Linked DNA regions of Homo sapiens: region 2 is linked to region 1. A link is a loop called in an ENCODE intact Hi-C map of the cell type or tissue named here. Cell type or tissue: PC-9. All regions are shown on one strand. Links, peaks and the distances in the headings refer to the core of each region. The heading gives the core; the rest is flanking DNA. Region 1 overlaps TYRO3 (TYRO3 protein tyrosine kinase). Region 2 overlaps MAPKBP1 (mitogen-activated protein kinase binding protein 1).

Region 1 (10,196 bases), core at 627-8,626:
AAGTAGCTGGGATTACAGGAATGTGCCACCATGCTGGGCTAATTTTTTTTTGTATTTTTAGTAGAGATGGGGTTTCTCCATGTTGGTCAGGCTGGTCTCGAACTCCTGACCTCAGGTGATCTGCCTGCCTTGGCCTCCCAAGGTGATCCCACCTCAGCCTTCCGAGTAGCTGGGACTACAGGCGTGTCTACCAAGCCTGGCTAATTTTTGTATTATTATAGAGACAGGGTTTTGCCATATTGCCCAGGCTGGTCTCGAACTCCTGGGCTCAAATAATACCCCCCTTCGGCCTCCCAAAGTGTTGAGATTACAGATGCGAGCCGCTGTGCCCCACCAGGGAATAAAATTTTTTAAAACCCTAGTGCCATATGATGAAGGGGCCCCTGCTTTTGAGGGAAGGGCTCCTGCCTTTTCTCACGCTTCTCTCCACCCCAGGTATGATCTCATGTACCAGTGCTGGAGTGCTGACCCCAAGCAGCGCCCGAGCTTTACTTGTCTGCGAATGGAACTGGAGAACATCTTGGGCCAGCTGTCTGTGCTATCTGCCAGCCAGGACCCCTTATACATCAACATCGAGAGAGCTGAGGAGCCCACTGCGGGAGGCAGCCTGGAGCTACCTGGCAGGGATCAGCCCTACAGTGGGGCTGGGGATGGCAGTGGCATGGGGGCAGTGGGTGGCACTCCCAGTGACTGTCGGTACATACTCACCCCCGGAGGGCTGGCTGAGCAGCCAGGGCAGGCAGAGCACCAGCCAGAGAGTCCCCTCAATGAGACACAGAGGCTTTTGCTGCTGCAGCAAGGGCTACTGCCACACAGTAGCTGTTAGCCCACAGGCAGAGGGCATCGGGGCCATTTGGCCGGCTCTGGTGGCCACTGAGCTGGCTGACTAAGCCCCGTCTGACCCCAGCCCAGACAGCAAGGTGTGGAGGCTCCTGTGGTAGTCCTCCCAAGCTGTGCTGGGAAGCCCGGACTGACCAAATCACCCAATCCCAGTTCTTCCTGCAACCACTCTGTGGCCAGCCTGGCATCAGTTTAGGCCTTGGCTTGATGGAAGTGGGCCAGTCCTGGTTGTCTGAACCCAGGCAGCTGGCAGGAGTGGGGTGGTTATGTTTCCATGGTTACCATGGGTGTGGATGGCAGTGTGGGGAGGGCAGGTCCAGCTCTGTGGGCCCTACCCTCCTGCTGAGCTGCCCCTGCTGCTTAAGTGCATGCATTGAGCTGCCTCCAGCCTGGTGGCCCAGCTATTACCACACTTGGGGTTTAAATATCCAGGTGTGCCCCTCCAAGTCACAAAGAGATGTCCTTGTAATATTCCCTTTTAGGTGAGGGTTGGTAAGGGGTTGGTATCTCAGGTCTGAATCTTCACCATCTTTCTGATTCCGCACCCTGCCTACGCCAGGAGAAGTTGAGGGGAGCATGCTTCCCTGCAGCTGACCGGGTCACACAAAGGCATGCTGGAGTACCCAGCCTATCAGGTGCCCCTCTTCCAAAGGCAGCGTGCCGAGCCAGCAAGAGGAAGGGGTGCTGTGAGGCTTGCCCAGGAGCAAGTGAGGCCGGAGAGGAGTTCAGGAACCCTTCTCCATACCCACAATCTGAGCACGCTACCAAATCTCAAAATATCCTAAGACTAACAAAGGCAGCTGTGTCTGAGCCCAACCCTTCTAAACGGTGACCTTTAGTGCCAACTTCCCCTCTAACTGGACAGCCTCTTCTGTCCCAAGTCTCCAGAGAGAAATCAGGCCTGATGAGGGGGAATTCCTGGAACCTGGACCCCAGCCTTGGTGGGGGAGCCTCTGGAATGCATGGGGCGGGTCCTAGCTGTTAGGGACATTTCCAAGCTGTTAGTTGCTGTTTAAAATAGAAATAAAATTGAAGACTAAAGACCTAAGGTTTTGTCTCTTTTTTTTTTTCTTTTTTTTTGAGACAGTCTCACTGTGTTGCCCAGGCTGGAGTGCATGGTGTGATCTTGGTTCACTGCAACCTCTGCCTCCTGGGTTCAAGCGATTCTTGTGCCTCAGTCACCAGAGTAGCTGGGATTACAGGGGCTCACTACCATGCCCAGGTAATTTTTGTATTTTTAGTAGAGATGTGGTTTCGCCATGTTGGCCAGGGTGGTCTTGAACTCATGACCTCAAGTGATCTGCCTGCCTTGGCCTCCCAAAGTGCTGGGATTACAGTCCTGAGCCACCACACCTGGCCCCAGCTTTGTCTCTTAAATGTTTACTTTTTTTGAGATCACAAAGATGAAAGATTTTTATAGAGAGAAAAGTCTGGAAAGACATATGCCAAAATGTTAACAGCTGTTATCTTTTTTTTTTTTTTTTTGAGACCGAGTCTCACTCTGTCGCCCAGGCTGGAGTGCAATTGCGCGATCTGAGCTCACTGCAAGCTCTGCCTCCCAGGTTCACGCCATTCTCCTGCCTCAGCCTCCCGAGTAGCTGGGACTACAGGTGCCTGCCACCACGCCCGGCTAATTTTTTGTATTTTTAGTAGAGATAGGGTTTCACCGTATTAGCCAGGATGATCTCAATCTCCTGACCTCGTGATCCGCCTGCCTCAGCCTCCCAAAGTGTTGGGATTACAGGCGTGAGCCACCGCACCTGGCAACAGCTGTTACCTTTAAATGATGGGGTTAAGGGGACGTTCTTCTTTGTGCTTTCCAAGTTTTCTGCATTGAGCACAAAATGCTTTTGTAATTAGATACAGGATCCCAATGAATCTTATTATACTGAAGATAATACAGAGTCACCGTGGGCAGTTAGAAAAATGCAAAAAATCGGCTGGGCGCAGTGGCTCACGCCTGTAATCCCAGCACTTTGGGAGACCTGGGTGTGTGGATCACGAGGTCAGAAGTTCAAGACTAGTCTGACCAACATGGTGACACCCCGTCTTTACTAAAAATACAAAAATTAGCTGGGCATGGTGGCGCGTGTCTGTAATCCCAGCTACTCAGGACACTGAGGCAGGAGAATTGCTTGAACTCAGGAGGCGGAGGTTGCAGTGAGTCGAGATCCCGGCAGCCTAGGTGACAGGCGAGACTCCATCTCAAAAATAAAATAAAAATAAAAATGCAAAAAATAATAAAAGGTGCCAGTTACCTATACTCCCACCACCTAGAGATAATCACCATTGATCTTTTGAAAATGCAAATATTCAGCTGGGCACAGTGGCGTGTATTTTTTTTTTTTTTTGAGACGGAGTCTCGAGTCTCTCTCTGTCGCCCAGGCTAGAGTGCAGTGGTGTGATCTCGGCTCACTGTAACCTCTGTCTCCCAGGTTTAATCAAGTCTCTTGTCTTGGCTTCCCGAGTAGTTGGGACTACAGGCACGAGCCACTGTGTCCGGCTATTTTTTGTATTTTTTTGTAGAGACAGGGTTTCGCCATGTTGGCCAGGCTGGTCTCGAACTCCTGATTTCAAGTGATCTGCCTGCCTTAGCCTCCCAAAGTGCTGTGATAACAGGGGTGAGACACCATACCCAGCTTGTAATCCCAGCACTTTGGGAGGCTGAGGCGGGTGGATCACTTCAGGCCGGGAGTTCGAGACCAGCCTGGGCAACATGAAACCCCATCTCAACTAAAAATTCAAAAAAGTTTAGCCAGGCTTGGTGGCGCAGGTTTGTCATCTCAGCTACTGGGTGACTGAGGCATGAGAATCACTTAAACCTGGGAGGAGGAGGTTGCAGTAAGCTGAGATCTTGCCACTAAACTTCGGCCTGGGTGACAGATTAAGACTGTCTCAGAAACAAAACAAAACAACAAAAAAGCTTTTAGAGCAAGTTCATGGGAGATGCAGCAGGAGGCGCAGGAACCACACATGTGCTAGTGAGGAGTGTGGGGAGACTGGGAGGGCCCACAGGTATTGTGCTGCTTCTGGCTGAGGGCAGGGGAATAGGGTGGCTGCTTCTGAAAGCAAATATCCTGAAAAACCTGTTGCTGGTACTCCAAATTCTGGTTCCCATGTAGATCATGAAACCTGAAAAACTTCCAGGCAAGTAGCTTTCAGAATCTTTCCTGCTGTGATTAGCTTTCACTGCAGGTAGTGATTACCTGTGAGATAACATCTGGGAATTATTGATTGAAAAGACCTTCACTATCGGTTGGGGGCGGTGGCTGATGCCTGTAATCCCAGCACTTTGTGAGGCTGAGGCGGGTGGATCACCTGAGGTCAGGGGTTCAAGACCAGCCTGGCCAACATGGTGAAACCCCATCTCTACTAAAAAATACAAAAACTAGCCAGGAGTGGTGGCAGGCACCTGTAATCCCAGCTACTTGGGAGGCTAAGGCAGGAGAATCACTTGAACCCTGGAGGCGGAGGTTGCAGTGAACTGAGATGGCACCAGTGCACTCCAGCCTGGGTGACAGAGCGAGACTCCATCTCAAAAAAAAAAAAAAAAAAAAGAGGCCAGGCATGGTGGCTCACGCCTATAATCCCAGCGCTTTGGGATTTTCTGTCTCAAAAAAAAAAAGAGAGAGACTCTGGATCAAAAAGGATTTTCACAAACAGATCCAAAGAACCAGCATCCAGATTAAGAAACAGCATTAACAGCAACCCAGAAGCAACCCTTGGGACCTGCCTCAATCTCTGCCTCCTCCCTACTCCCCATAGGTAACCTCTATCCTGACCTCTTAACACCATGGATCAGTGAAGCTCCTTTTAAAAGTATATAAATGGAGTCATGTAGATTTGATTACTTTGCGTTTGGCTTCTTTCCCTCAGCAACATGTTTATAAGGATCATCTAACAACAGCAGTTTTGAAAAGTGAGTCTCAAAGAGGCAAGAATGGCCGGGCATGGTGGCTCACACCCGTAATCCCAGCGCTTTGGGAGGCCGAGGCGGGCGGATCACAAGGTCAGGAGTTTGAGACCAGCCTGGCTAACAGGGTGAAACCCTGTCTTTACTAAACCCTGTCTTTACTAAAAATACACAAAATTAGCCAGGTATGGTGGCAGGCACGTGTAATCCTAGCTACTCGGGAGGCTGAGGCAGGAGAATCACTTGAACCTGGGAGGGGGAGGTTGCAGTGAGCCACTACATTCCAGCTTGGGTGAGAGAGTGAGACTCCATCTCGGAAAAAAAAAAAATTAGCTGGGCGTGCTGGTGGGTGCCTGTAATCCCAGCTACTTGGGAGGCTGAGGTAGGAGAATTGCTTGAACCTGGGAGGTGGAAGTTGCTGTGAGACGAGATTGTGCCATGGCACTCCAGCCTGGACAAGAGTGAGACTCCATCTCAAAAAAGAAAATAATAATAATATAGTTTATTTTTCAGTATTTCATGTTGATTTATCTCAAATTTATTGTTGAATAAGAAGTGATACAGAGATTCAAAGTTATTTTTCCCAGATACTTTTTATTGTCCCAATACCACCATTTATTGAACAATCTATATTTTATGCACATTTCTTTTTTTTTTCTTTTTTTTGATACAGGGTCTTGCTCTGTTTCTGCCTGGGCTGGAGTAAAGTGATAGTAAACTGATTCTCCCACCTCAGCGTCCTGAATAGCTGGGACCACAGGCACACGCCACTGCACCTGGCAAATTTTTAAGTGTTTTTTTTTTTTTTTAATACAGAGCCTTGCTCTGTCGCCCAGGCTGGAGTGCAGTGGTGTGATCTCGGCTCACTGCAACCTCCGCCTCTCAGTTCAAGCGAGTCTCCTCCTGCCTCACACTCCCAATTAGCTGGGACTACAGGCACGTGCCACCACAACATGCTAATTTTTTGTATTTTTAGTAGAGACAGGGTTTCACCATGTTAGCCAGGATGGTCTCGATCTCCTGACCTCGTGATCTGCCCGCCTCAGCCTCCCAAAGTGCTGGGATTACAGGCTTCAGCCACCGCGCCCGGCCCAGTTTTTAAGTGTTGTAGAGATGGAGTCTTGCTTTGTTGCCCAGGCTGGTCTTGAACTCTGGGCTGAAGCGATCTGCCCACCTTGGCCTCTCAAAGTGCGGAGATTACAGGTGTGAGCCACCACACCCAGCCAGAATTTCTTGAATAATCTGTCTCCATTTCTCTATATAGCCTCATTGATCTATCTAAACTCCCATATCTATTTTGGTTGCTAGACTGTTCATCCCAATTACATGTGCCAGTGTCACTGCTACACTAATTGAATTACTATAAATGTATAATGTTTTCCTATATGTTCGTGGTACATTTTTTTTGCAACGTTCTCCCAAGGTCTGAGGAACACTATGTCAAGGCATGGCATGAAAGGAATACAGGTCTCCCAAGGCTTTAGAGAAGAATGATTTGTTCATGGTGTCACAAAGCAAGGGGTGAGGGGCACAATTGGGATGAAAACCCAGGGATCTACGTAATTCCTCCATCTTTCCACTGCCCCAGAGTGGGAAGGTAGGGGTAGCTGAGAGGTTTTGAGGACCAGAGGATAGCGGGGAGTAGTCTGGATAGACTTTTCTGTCTCTAAGTCCTGTTAACTCCACTCTCCTATTGCTTTTGCATGGGTCCCTCCCCAGCTATCAGCATCCTGAGGCCTCCTCTCTCACCCAGAGTATTGCAACAGCTGTGCAAACCTTCCTGACGAAGACCAGGTCAGCACTCCTTTGGTTATGAAGCCGCTGCCCCCAACACCTGTGGAATTTGTCTTCAGGGTTCTCCTTCCTGTTTTGTAATTATAATTATCTCGAGAGGCCGAGGTGGGTGGATCACTTGAGGTCAGGAGTTCAAAACCAGCCTGACCAACATGGTGAAACCCCATCTCAACTAAAAATACAAAATTAGTCGGACATGGTGTCATGCGCCTGTAATCCCAGCTACTCTGGAGGCTGAGACAGGAGAATCGCTTGAACCTGGGAGGCGGAGGTTGCAGGGAGCTGAGATTGTGCCACTGCACTCCAGCCTGGGTGACAGAGCAAGACTCTGTCTCACAAAAAAAAAAAAAAAAAAAAGGCCTGGCGCGGTGGCTCACGCCTGTAATCCCAGCACTTTGGGAGGCCGAGGCGGGCGGATCACGAGGTCAGGAGATTGAGACCATCCCGGCTAACACAGTGAAACCCCGTCTCTACTAAAAATACAAAAAATTAGCCGGGCGTGGTGGCAGGCGCCTGTAATCCCAGCTACTGGGGAGGCTGAGACAGGAGAATTGCGTGAACCCGGGAGGGGAAGCTTGCGGTGAGCTGAGACTGAGCCGCTGCACTCCAGCCTGGCCTGCAGAGCGAGACTCCATAAAAAAAAAAAGAAAAAAAAATTATCTCTCCCCCTTCCCTTTCCTCTCCATATAAGTTGTGTGCACACAGGGACCTGTCTTTTTTATTATGGTATCCTCAGCGCTTTCGCACTTCGTAGGCACTCAATGAATATTCATTAATTGGGTGTGGGGGTAAGGGAAAGGAGGGGTCTAGTAAAATTTATAACTGGCGATTTGGTGGTTGGTGAGAGTATTGAGTGCGTGCCTAGGGCGCACAGGGGAAAACACTGGTAATATTTACTTCACGAGACCTTTTTAGAATTAACTAAAAGTATCTAAGGGCCTAGAAGAGTTCCTGACAATTGGCCAAAGTTCAGTAAATCTTAGAGAACACTCCTCCCCTTTTCTCCAAATTCCTCAGTTTTTCCCCAGGGTAGAGCAAGAGCAAAGGAGAGAAGCCTTTTGGGCCCTCCCTAAGCCACAGACAGGTTGGGGAAGCCTCTGGATCATTAAAAGGCAGAAAATAATTTTACATTTGGTCCTCTAAAACCCCACAAGCCCCAAATCAGAAGGCTGTGCCTGGACTTAGCTCGAGCGAGCCCAGAAGCACCTGGTGGGATACGCAGCTGTGCCCCAGGCATTTCTACCCACGGGCTCCGGCCAGAGAGGCTCGCGCTAGGCGGGCTGGGCCCGCGGGACGAATCCTCACCTCTGCGGCCCACTCGAGAGCGGGGCCACACGCGGGCGTCACACGCGCGGTCACGAGCCGGTTTGCCCCGCCGGGGCTTGGCCGAGGCCGCTCGGCGGCGGGCAGGGAAAGGCTTGGCCTGGCCGGCGGGACACCAGCGCCTTTGTCCGCGGCGCAGAAGGGCCCCAGCTGCGGACAGAGCCGGCGCCCTGCAGGCCGCGGGGAGGAGCGCGGCGGGCGCAGGCGGTGGCGGCCCGTGGGCGCGGGGCCCCTGCAGGGACGGGGACAGACGCGCACGGAGCGGGAGCCCGGCAGCTCCGGGTCTACGGGATCCATCCTCCCAAGGGTGCCCGAGAACACTCCATCGTCGCGGAATGCCCGCGCTTCTTTCGTTAAAGCTGTCTTTGAGTTTGCCTCCTCTGGTGGTAAAAGTTAATTCCACAAGTATTGACTTGGCCCAGAGTAATAGCAAAGAACCGTGAGCCTCCCGTTTTTACGCCCTAGGGGCTCACGCTCTTGGAAACGACGAAAGCGTTGCCTGTTTGTCAAGAAAACTAAGGAAAAACAGAGAAGAAAGCTAAGACGCTCTACAGACAGTAAGCGCCCTGGAAGGGAGATGAGAGCTAGGTGGGTGGGGCCACGTGGCCGAAGTGGAAAAGGCCCTAGTGGTGGGGCTGGGAGCTGTGGGATGCCACATGCCAACAAAGTCAGCAAATGCCTACGGGGCAAAACGAAGATGAAGAGTCCGAGGGAATCCCTAAAGCCAAAAACCACAGAATGTTTGGTAATCATTACCATTCAACAAACAAACTTTCCCTCAATATATTTTTTAAGGTTGACAGAAATAACCCTTTATTAAAATGAAATGTATATAACAACATATAACGTGGATGAAAACAATACATGTGATCCTTAAACTATTTAAAATTTCTTTTCTTTTCTTTTCTTTTTTTTTGAGACAGAGTCTCGCTCTGTCGCCCAGGCTAGAGTGCAGTGGCTGTCGGCTCACTGCAACCTCCACCTCCCTGGTTCAAGCGATTCTTGTGTCTCGGTCTCCCAGCACTTTGGGAGGCCGAGGCGGGCGGATCACCTGAGGTCAAGAGTTCAAGACCAGCCTGGCCAATATGGTGAAACCCCGTCTCTACTAAAAATACAAAAATTAGCCAGGCATGGTGGTGAACGCCTGTAGTCCCAGCTAGTCGGGAAGCTGAGGCAGGAGAATCTCTTGAACCTGGAAGGTGGAGGTTGTAGTGAGCTGAAATCATGCCACTGAACTCCAGCCTGGGTGACAGAGGGAGACTCTGTCTTAAAAAAAAAAAAAAAAAAAAAAAAAAAAGGTAAGACCTGCTGGGCTGCATTCCCAGTAAGTTAAGGCATTCTTAATCACAGGATGAGATAGGAGGTCAGCACGAGATACAGGTCATAAATACCTTGTTTTTTGTTTGTTTGTTTTTGAGATGGAGTCTCACTCTGTCACTCAGTTGCCCAGACTGGAGTGCAGTGGCGCAATCTCGGCTCACTGCAACCTCTGCTTCCTGGGTTCAAGAGATTCTCCCGCCTCAGCTTCCCGAGTAGCTGGGATTACAGGCATCCACCATCAGGCCCGGCTAATTTTTGTATTTTTGTAGAGGCAGGGTTTTACCATGTTGGCCAGGCTGGTCTTGAACCCCTGACGTCAGGTGATCCTCCGGCCTCAGCCTCCCAAAGTGCTGGGATTATAGGCATGAGCCACTGCGCCGGCCAGACCTTGTTGATAAAACAAGTTGCAGTAAAAAAACCGGCTAAAACCCACCAAAACCAAGATGGCGATGAGAGTGACCTCTGGTCGTCCTCACTGCTACACTCCCACCAGCACCATGACAGCTTACAAATGCTATGGCAACATCAGAAGTTACCCTATATGGTCTAAAAAGGAGAGGCATGAATAATCCACCCCGTGTTTAGCATATCATCAAGAACTAACCATAAAAATGGGCAACCAGAAGCCCTTGGGGCTGTTTTGTCTATGGAGTAGCCATTCTTTTATTCCTTTACTTTCCTTATAAACTTGTTTTCACTTTATGATCTCGCTCTGAATTCTCTTTTGCAAGATCCAGGAACCCTCTCTTGGGATCTGGACTGGGACTCCTTTCCAGTAATGTAACCGCCCAAGGTGTTCACCTTGCCTCCTGCCTAGACAGAACCAACTTATCACAACCTTTTTGATAAATTGATAAATTTTGATCGCTCAGCTTATATTCAGTTCTTGTTAATCCCCTAAGCAGGAACTAATTTACTGGGGAGGGATTTAATGTTAAAGTTGGGCATAGGTCTACAAGTCAGCCCAAGAGGATTCCTCACCTCATTAAATCTACTCACCACTGCC
Region 2 (10,175 bases), core at 2,176-10,175, 230 kb after region 1:
TCCTGATGGAACCTCTAGTAGGTTTCCTAAGCGTGTATGCTTGGCTTAGGCCATCCCTGGGCAGTGCCCCTAATCTGTTCCCTGACCTTTTGATTTCTTAGAACTTGAAGTTGTCTGTGCAAATGGCTTCTTTTCTGGGTGTTTGAGTTTTGCTGTGTTCTAGAACTCCCTGATGTGCTGCTGTGATGTTGGGGGCCACCAGATTCTGTGTGAGCACAAGCAGGTTCTTCACCTCCCTCCTTGTCTCCCTGCTTTTCTTATCTGATCATCCTTACACTGCCCCCAGCCCCCACGCTCTTGTTCCTCCTGTGCCTGTTGCTTTGGGAGCCAGCTCAGGTATCCTAGAAACAAGGAGAGAAACAAAACTCAGAAAATTCTCTGAGGCCCGGAGGCGAATATCAAACCAAAACAAAGTTTTCTGAAAGGAAATGGAACAGCACAGGAAAGGAGGGTGGGCAGTGTGTCAGGCAGAGGTGGGTAGGAGCTCCAGGCTGAGCATGGAGCCTGTCCTAGTGGCTCCTACATCCCTTGGCCGTTGTTTCCCCACGGGAAGCCCCCCTACTAGAGGATGCCAGACAGCCCCTTTGAGAGACTTAATTGAGTTGAACACCCTTAATTGAGTTGGGCCTTTTCCTCAGCCAGCTGGTGGAAGGTTGATGGGCCTTCAAGCCCAGCACAGCCCCTGTGCCCCTGTGCCCCTGTGCCCAGTCCTGAGAATGGGTTTCTCCTGGCTCCTATGCCAGAATGGCCTGGGTGAGTGCCCTGCGCACAGCTGCTCCTCTCCCGCTGGGATGGGAAGTGTCCCAGCAAGGTGACGGGGTGTATCTGGCAGCTAAGAAGAGACCTCTTGGTTGATTTAAGTGGGGAGGAGAAGAGGGAACCCCTGCTCTCCTGAGGAGGCCCTCCATTTCCTCAGCCCATGTTAAAATTGATTCTGAGATCCTCAGCTTTGAAGCATTGCACTGGGTGTGACAGAATTCTCCTCCTGAACTGTGTTCTCGTGACACCTGAGCTGAAGGAACACAGAGCTACCTTCTTACTTGCTGTAGGGTATTCGCCAGGGACAGTAGAGAGACCAGGTGGGCCTGAGAGAAGAAAAGGTTGGGACTTGGTGCCCAGGATCATGCAGTGTGTTAGCAGACAGGCCTGTGACCTCAGTGTTCTGCTCTTTCCACCTCTACACTGCCCTTGAGCATCAAGGAGTCCTAAATGCCTGAGGTACAGGAGAACCATGGACCTCTCCCCAGGGCCCTCATTCACACTCTGCTACCCAGGAGGTTCCTTGGCAGCCAGGGCTTTGAGATCTTGCCCCTAGTGACTTGAAGACATATTCACTTGTTTACAAATAATTACTGAGGGCCTATCGTCTAGGCCCTGGGAAATTAACAGTAAGTAAAACAGACCAAAAATACCATCCTCACAGAACTGGCAGTCTGGTGTGTGAAGATGGATCCCCACCCCCAGTGTAAGTTATAAGCGTGATTACAAATTGATGTGTGCTTTGGAAACAGTAGAAGCGGTAGCAGTGACGGAGGTAGGGTTGTAATGATAAATAGGGCTGGAGGGCGACATTTGAGCGAGGCCAGAAGCCCCTTTGGCATGCTTCTGTGAGTCATTCTCAGATTTTACCTGGTCTGAAAGAAAACAATTCAAAGGCCCAGGGTCCCTGGTTGACCTTGTGTGTCCTGCTCCCTGTGTCTGTGCTGCCCCATGCATAGCTCATCCCATCTGGGGGATGGAGAGTGGTAGGAGGTGGATCCTATGGGAATCCTGGGCTCTTTGTGGTAGCAGCAGGCCTGGACCTGTGTAGGGAAGGGGGATGTTGAAGGCTTGGCCCTTCCTGGGCAGTGGGCCCAGCACCTGGCACTGGTACTCCACAGCGTGACTCCCCCAGGCTGAGGCCTTACGTCCTTCTGTGAGAGTGAGCAGCCGCCCTGCACCCTCAGGTGCTGAGTTGCAGGACTCAGCTGATTGGTCCAACCCAGCCCTTGGCATGTGGTGGATCCCAGCCAGCACTGAGCAAGGGCTCACCCTGCTGGGCAGGGTCAGGGGATGTGGAGAGAAAGATTGATACAAACTGTGCCCCGCACTCCTCTCCCCAGCTGACCTAGGAGCTTGCTCAGAGTTCACCAAGAAGGCTGAGAGGGCTCCTTGGTGCTTTTGAGAACAGGTCAGGAGGGCCTCAAGTCAAGCACACAAGGAGCCCTGGCTATGCTGCTCTCACTTCAGCATCTGCGTTATCGTCCCTGCATGTGTAGCTGCGACCGTGGTTGCATGCTGTCTTTCTCTTGTTGGATGGCTTCCAAATATCAATAATTAGAAATAAAAATAGTTGCTTAAGGGATGACCTCTGTGTGTTTCCTTTTCTTGCTTAGCTCTTCCATGGCACACCTGAGAATTTCTTAGGCTATACTGGGGGCAAGGGGATGTTAGAGGAGGGAGAAATTGCCTCATTGCCTCTAGCCAGTCATCCTTCTATCTACGTAGTGTTCCTACACACACACACATGCATCATTCACCCTTCTTCCACCATGGAGCTGAACATAGGAGAAGGAGGAAACAGAGGATATTGTGTCCCAGGAAGACTGAGTTTGTATGCAGTGACTTGGAAAGTGTTTTAAGCAGTCTGATGCACTACCCTTTAAAGGCTGAAATGCTGCTTTGGGATGAGAATTAAGGGAAAACTCATAAACTTGCAAATAGATCCCAGTTTTTCTGGATTTGGAATATGGTTGGCTGGATTATGCATCGAGTCAATTCAATTAGATCAACTCTCAGCTGAAGCCCTTTACTGTGGTTCCTGTGTAACTAATCAGAAGGCTAGGGAACCTGTCCCCATTCAGACTAGAGCCTTTGCTGGAGAGAGGAGTCTGTAGAGGGCCTCAGGTCAGCACAGATTGCAGGAAGGTTCAGAAAACGTTGTTTAACCACTGAGAACTTTCTGGGCTCTGAATTCATGATAGTGGCAGGCCTGGGGCTATTACTTTTCATATACTGCATAAAGTATTAAAACCTAAATATCTAAATTTGGCTGGGCACAGTGGCTCACGCCTGTAATCCCAACACTTTGGGAGGCCAAGGTGGGTGGATCACCTGAGGTCAGGAGTTTGAGACCAGCCGACCAATATAGTGAAATCACATCTCTACTAAAAATATAAAAAAATTAGCCAGGCTTGGTGATGGGTGCCTGTAATCCCAGCTACTGGGGAGGCTGAGACAGAAGAATTGCTTGAACGCGGGAGGTGGAGGTTGCAGTGAGCCGAGATCACGCCACTGCACTCCAGCCTGGGTGATAGAGTGAGACTCCATCTCAAAAAAAAAAGAAAAAAAAATCTAAATCTGTGCACTTTGAACTCTTATAATTTTCTTTCTTTCTTTCTTTTTTTTTTTTTTTTTTGTAGACCTAGTCTCGCTCTGTCACCCAGGCTGGAGTGCCATGGCGTGATTTTGGCTTGCTGCAAGCTCCGCCTCCTGGGTTCACGCCATTCTCCTGCCTCAGCCTCCCCAGTAGCTGGGACTACAGGTGCCCGCCACCACGCCTGGCTAATTTTTGTATTTTTAGTAGAGATGGGGTTTCACCATGTTGGCCAGGATGGTCTCGATCTCCTGACCTCGTGATCTGCCAGCCTCAGCCTCCCAAAGTGCTGGGATTACAGGCGTGAGCCACCACTCCCGGCTCTGTTATAATTTTCGTTTGCCTGCTCAAGAGCGATGGGGTGCAGAGTTTCCAGAGCCATCTTGCTTTTGTCGTACTTTTTTTTTTTTTGAGACAGAGTCTAGTTCTTGTCGCCCAGGCTGGACTGCAATGGCATGATCTCAACTCATTGCAACCTTCACCTCCTGGGTTCAAGCAATTCTCCTGCCTCAGCCTCCCAAGTAGCTGGGATTACAGGTACCCACCACCACACCTGGCTTATTTTTGTATTTTTAGTAGAGATGGGGTTTTACCATGTTGGCCAGCCTGATCTCGAACTCCTGACCTCAGGTGATCTGCCTGTCTCAGCCTCCCGAAGTGCTGGGATTATAGGCATAAGCCACTGTGCCCGGCCTGTCATACTTTTTAAAACCCTCCTGACTGTGACATTCTAGAAGGGGAAGCAGGAGACTAGAAAGTGGTATAAAAAGAGAAAGGAGTTCAAGACCAGCCTGGGCAACATGGCAAAACCCCATCTCTACAAAAAATACAAAAATTAACTGGGTATGGTGGCATGTGCCTGTAATCCCAGCTACTTGGGAGGCTGAGGTGGGAGGATTGCTTGAGCCCAGGAGGTCGAGGCTGCAGGGAGCTGTGATGGTGCCATGGTGCCACTGCAGTCCAGCCTGGGTGACAGAGCGAGACCCTGCCTCAAAAAAAAAAAAAAAAATGAAGGAAGGGCTGAGCCAGGGTGGCATGAGCCTGTAATCCCAGCTACTTGGGAGGATGAGGCAGGAGGATTACTTGAGCCCAGGAGTTCAAGACCAGCTTGGGCAACATAGTGAGACCTTGTCTCAAAAAAACAGAGAAAGGAAACAGGAACAAGGAAAGAGTAGGAAATGGAGAAAGAAGGAGGAAAAAAAAACAGGAAGAGTTGAGGGGTTAGAGGAGAAAATGATGTGACTCAGGAATTCCACAGCTGTTGGTCAGCCTGGCAGTTCTGGGCATATCTAGTCACATCGGAGGTCCCAGTGTCCCCAAATTTGCATATCAAAGTGGTTTATTGAGCCCAAGATGCTTAGCCCTCACTAGCAACTTGCACCTACCTCCCTTCAAGTTTCCAGCCAGTAGTGGCGTTCAGATATGGGGGCTGCAGTGGGGTCCCACTAGGGAAAATTAGGTCTGGGGGAAGTAGCTGTCTCCTCTTTCTCTCCTCCCTGCCTTTCCTATTCGCAGTCTCCAGGCTTGCTCTTGTCTGCTATTTCCAGTGCTAATGAAGAGTTGAGGCAGAAGGGGCAACGGGCCAGGGCCTGCTGACAGCCAGGAAGCCTAAAGAGAAGCTGCCTGGCTATTGGCCTTTGGCTTCTTGCCCCCGATTCCTACTACCCAGCTTCCATCTCCGGAGCTGCCTCTGGAAAGGCAGGACCTGATTCCATCCAGCAGCCTTGCTGCCTGACGGGAGAGGTTGCCCCCACCTTCTCTGTGAGGCAGGCAGAGTCCCTGATTCTGCTTCTGGCAGTCGGGGGGTTCTTCTCAGGTTTCTTGGGGCCAGAGATTCTCAGGGTGGGGCTTGGGACCTCTGTGGCACTGTAAGGCTTTCCCAGGCCTTCTCAGGCTATCTCTATCCCCCACCCCATCTTACTGAGCCTCTCTGCTGTGTGGCCCCTGCCTCGCCTCCCACTTCCTTCCTTATTCAACACATGGTGTGGGGGGCCAGCTCTTGCCAGGTACACACGTGGGTGCACACGTGAGAGGCCTTACATCTTAAGGCACACATGCTTGATACACGTGTGGCCCCAAGCCTGTGAACGGGCTGTGCACCCGAGGCCTGCTTTGCCCAAATCACATTTCTTCTTCCCTCCTACACCCCTTCCTGGGGTATGCACAAGGGCTGCGGGATGGCCTGTGTCCCTGCTGCCCTTTGTGGGTATGGCCAGAGATAGAGCTGGTATTTAGGGGCCTGGCTGGGGGGACAGGCTTCCAGGGAACCCTTTCACCCTCATGGGGCTACAGAGATAGTTCCTCTTGGGTGGGGAAAAGGAGCAAGAACAGGTTGCCAGGAGAAAGCAGTGGAGGCTGGGCACGGTGGCTTATGCCTGTAATCCCAGCACTTTGGGAGGCAGATCACTTGAGTTCAAGAGTTTGGGACCAGCCTGGGCAACGTGGCAAGATCCCGTGTCTACAAAAAAAAAAAAAAAAAAATACAAAGATTAGCTTGCATGGTGGCACATGCCTGTGGTTCCAGCTACTAGGGAGGCTAAGGTGGGAGGATTGCTTGAACCTGCAAGTTGAGGCTGCACTGAGCCATGTTTGCACCACTGCACTCTGGCTGGGATGACAGAGTAAGATCCTGTCTCAAAAAAAAAAAAAAAAAAAAAAGAAAAGGAAAAAAACAGTGGAGCCCTTCTGAGCTCTTTCTACCCAGCTCCCTCTGCCGGGTGACTGGAAGTCCTGGGTGGCCTGGAGGGCTCCTGGGGGAGCTGTGGTTTGCTGCTGAGCCTGTTGTCTGCTCATCTCCTCAGGTGTGTGGTTGTGTTGTTCAATCCCCGGAAACACAAACAGCACCACATCCTCAACAGTTCCAGGTAAATGGGCTGGGGTCCTCAGGATACCTCTTCCTTCTGGGAGCTATGAGAAGGGCACTGTCTAGAGTCTCTATGGCTCTGGGGGCTGGGACCTGGTTGGGTCCTAAAGCCAGATGGGGAAGTGCCACATGTGCCATTGGTGTCTGCTGGTCTCACCTTTTGAGAGGCTGGGAGGGGGCTAGGCTTAGGCCAGGCTGCCAGTGCCCCTCTGAGCCTGCCCCATCTCTTGCAGGAAAACCATCACTGCCCTTGCCTTCTCCCCTGATGGCAAGTACTTGGTCACTGGAGAGGTGAGTGAGGAAGAGGGCTGGCAGTACTGTAAAGAGGGCAGGTGTCCTGGCCTCCGCAGAGAGCTGCGGTCCTAGGCCTGCTGTCACTTTGGCTTCTGAAACAGACACCAAATCCTGGTTTTCGCTATACCTTAAAATAGTGGTTCTCAAGCTTTAGTGTACATCAGAATCACTTGGAGGGCTTGTGAAAGCACACATCACTAGCCTGGTCCTCAGAGTTTCTGATTCTGTAGGTCTGGGATGGGAGTCTGAAATGTGCATTTGTAACAAGTTCCCAGAGAGTGCTGATCCTGCTGGTGAAGGAAGCGTGCTTTGGAAACCACTGCCTTAACTATTCCTTACCCCCGGGGGCCCCCTGCTGGGCTCAGGAGGAACGCTTCTGTCCTGGCGGCGTAGTCTTACTAGGGGCAGAAATAGACCTGAGTGGTAGTGGCTCTCAATGCCGGCTGCCCATCAGAACCATTCAGGGAGCTTTGAACAACCTGAAGTACAGACGGCCACCCAGAGATGCTGACTAAAATCCGGGGCCACTTTCTTCCTGGTAATCACTGTTGCCCTCAGATCTTTATCATATTTCCTCTATACCCTGCCCTGACTTTTGGCTGGGGAAGTGATGGTATCTAGTAGCTGAGGAGGCGAGGGCCCCGCTCTGGAAGACGAAGTGGGGCTGTATGCCTGTGGAGAAGTCAAGAACTCACTTCCAGTTCTTGCCTCCCTGCAGAGTGGGCACATGCCTGCCGTGCGGGTTTGGGACGTGGCAGAGCACAGCCAGGTGGCCGAGCTGCAGGAGCACAAGTATGGTGTGGCTTGTGTGGCCTTCTCTCCTAGCGCCAAGTACATTGTCTCTGTGGGCTACCAGCATGACATGATCGTCAACGTGTGGGCCTGGAAGGTGAGTGGCTGGGTGGGGTGGCCTGGCAGCCTCACAGGGGTCAAGTGTCAGCTGGGGAGGCAAGAGACTGCTGACCTGCACTGCTCCATTCCACCCCACTGAACCATTCTCATTCTAGAAAGTTATTTGAAGCAGAAAAGAGCAACTGTGTGGCCAAGCATGTTGGTTGAAGGGGCTAGCTTTATGCCTTCAAAGACTTCTGCAGGAAACGAATCTTTTCAGCTCCTCTAGAAAGGGATTATTTCCCTACCCCTCTTTTTCTGGCCAGTAAATTCTGGAAAGAAACACTTTGTCAAGTACAAATTCTAATTCTCCTCCATTCTCTGAGTCACTGTCTTCTTAGCTCCAAGAGACAGAGCCTTGATTCTTCCTTTGGCATCCCCTCCAGAAAAACATTGTGGTGGCCTCCAACAAGGTGTCCAGTCGGGTGACAGCAGTGTCCTTCTCTGAGGATTGCAGCTACTTTGTCACTGCAGGCAACCGACACATCAAATTCTGGTATCTCGATGACAGCAAGACCTCAAAGGTGAGGTGCTGAAGCTGGGAGTAGCCACCAAGGCCCCTGGCAGGGCCTGCCCAGCCCAACCCAGGAGACTCTGCCCCACTTGGGCCTCTCTCTGCATTCCCAGCAGTCATGCAGAAGTTTTGGATGAGCCAGATGCTGTCTGGGCTGAGGAGTAGGCCCAAAGAGCAAGGAGGTGCTGGAGGCGTCCCCTGTACTCTCCTAGGGCCCAGTTTCCAGGGGCAGGCTCTGGGGTGGATGGGGGTGTAACAGTGGTGTGCCTCCACAGGTGAATGCCACTGTGCCCTTGCTGGGCCGCTCAGGGCTGCTGGGAGAGCTACGGAACAACCTATTCACTGATGTGGCCTGTGGCAGAGGAAAAAAGGCGGACAGTACCTTCTGCATCACGTCCTCAGGGCTGCTGTGCGAGTTCAGTGATCGAAGGCTTTTGGACAAGTGGGTGGAGCTGAGGGTAAGTACCTCCGTCCCCAGGGGTAGGGTCTGCTCATGTCTCAGCTCAGGGGAGAACTAGTGCCCAGGGCTTCAGACTAGGGGCTGGTCCCTTGTGCATACGGGAGATCCCAGGAGAACGAAGCTTGGGGGAGCTAGAGCTTGGCCCATTTCCAGCCCTTGGTGATCTGTATAACTGCCTCCTCTCTGCTCTTTCTGTCTCTTTCCCCTGCTTTCCTCTTCCGCTCAGAACATAGACAGCTTCACAGTAAGTGGTGCCTGCACCTTCCTCTCTTTCTCATGCTATTTCTTTCTCTTCACTGGGCTTTTCCTACTGGATCCTCTGGTGCCTAGAAGAATCCTCGGTTCCTAATCCCTGGCTGGACAGGGCTGAGGGGCTCAGAACAGGGCAGCTGGGCGGCTTTTCCCTTGCCCCTGCCTTGGCCGGTCCCTCCTCTTGGCAGGTGGCTGTTGATGGGTGGGGAGGAGAGAAGACTGAGTGGGCAGGTGGCCTTGCTGAGCTGAGCCACTCTGCCCACAGACCACAGTGGCCCACTGCATCTCTGTGAGCCAAGACTACATCTTCTGTGGCTGTGCTGATGGCACCGTGCGCCTTTTCAACCCCTCTAACCTGCACTTCCTTAGCACCTTGCCCCGACCCCATGCTCTGGGGACAGACATTGCTAGCGTCACCGAGGCCAGGTGAGCTATGTGGGCCCCCCTTCCTCCATTTGTAGCCTTACCCCTGCCCAGTCTTTCTTGTCAGTGCCTCAGGGAGCAGGTGAAGAGTGTATTGATGCCCCAAAGATTATTGGGAACACCTCTTTAGACAGAAGAATTTGGGTTTATTGGTACTTGTTGCAACCAAGGAGACCCCACCCCATGGAGAACTGTGGAGAGTCTCAGTAAGTGGGTGTTAGGAGGGACATATGGGATTTGGGTTTGCGTTGGGTGATTTTAGGAATCGTTCAAGGGATTGAAGTATTCTGGTTGGATGCTGTCCGGAACTAGGGGCAATTCTACAGTGGAACATCTTGTTAATTTATCTAAGAGGTGAAGGAAAGGTATGGGGCTAAAGCTGTATTTGGTCAAGAAGCCGCCAGCAGTCATGTAGATGGGAAAGGCGGTGTTTGGTCATTGTCATGGTTCGTTGTGGTTTGTATGGTGATCTTGTTTTTATCTGTGCACAGAGTAGTCTTGTTTTTGTTTTGCCCCATCACAGCCATAGAAGTACCTTGTCTAACGTTGGTGTTCTGTGAAGCTGTGTTCATCCGAACACCATGGCCCAGCAGCTAGTGCTGGGTCAGGTTCCTGCTGATGGCTAGTAGGGGCTCCTTTCTTCTCTCAAGCAACTACTTCCAAACCTGCAGGTCCAGGGAGGGCTCCTCACACACTGCTCCTTCCATTGTGGATTGGCTTCTCTTTTCATTCCCTTCAGTCTGACCAGTGTGCCCTGTCCTCTCCCTACAGTCGCCTCTTCTCTGGAGTGGCGAATGCCAGGTATCCAGACACCATTGCCTTGACCTTTGATCCTACTAATCAGTGGCTGTCTTGTGTGTACAACGATCATAGCATTTATGTTTGGGATGTGAGGGACCCCAAGAAAGTGGGCAAGGTGTACTCGGCTCTGTATCATTCTTCCTGCGTCTGGAGTGTGGAGGTATGTGGGCTGGCTGGCTGGCTGGAGACTGGCCAGGTTGGCTGGGATACCATTTTGAGGACAGAAAATAGGGATCCCCAAGTATAATCTTAGATTCCTGCTGCCTCCCTGTTTCTCCAGTGACTTCCCTGGGATAGATCCTGGGGACTGAGTTTGAATGTT

What was found. A loop is a pair of places that touch in the nucleus more often than their neighbours do. Peaks named below come from ENCODE experiments on the same cell type or tissue, not always from the same donor. Only the 100,000 strongest peaks of a DNase experiment are listed, where the experiment ranks them.
Region 2: it touches region 1 in a loop (13-fold over the local background); 5 of 110 quality-filtered maps call a loop at or near these places.

The regions. Positions count from the first base shown.
Region 1 is chr15:41,577,451-41,587,646 of GRCh38, forward strand. It overlaps TYRO3 (TYRO3 protein tyrosine kinase), which reads left to right. Exons shown (of 19, transcript NM_006293.4): 19 at 436-6,139. The coding sequence ends at 826. Among named protein-coding and RNA genes, the nearest start is that of TYRO3, 23 kb to the left of the region's middle. RefSeq lists a silencer at 8,019-8,128. In PC-9, for the core only: a CTCF peak has its summit at 3,809; DNase peaks (open chromatin) are centred at 3,891, 6,571 and 8,491; H3K4me3 peaks cover 494 bases; H3K27ac peaks cover 676 bases.
Region 2 is chr15:41,804,727-41,814,901 of GRCh38, forward strand. It overlaps MAPKBP1 (mitogen-activated protein kinase binding protein 1), which reads left to right. Exons shown (of 31, transcript NM_014994.3): 4 at 6,157-6,219; 5 at 6,452-6,509; 6 at 7,231-7,401; 7 at 7,790-7,927; 8 at 8,193-8,375; 9 at 8,895-9,055; 10 at 9,824-10,013. Among named protein-coding and RNA genes, the nearest start is that of JMJD7, 18 kb to the right of the region's middle. In PC-9, for the core only: a CTCF peak has its summit at 6,883 (motif pointing left); a DNase peak (open chromatin) is centred at 6,835.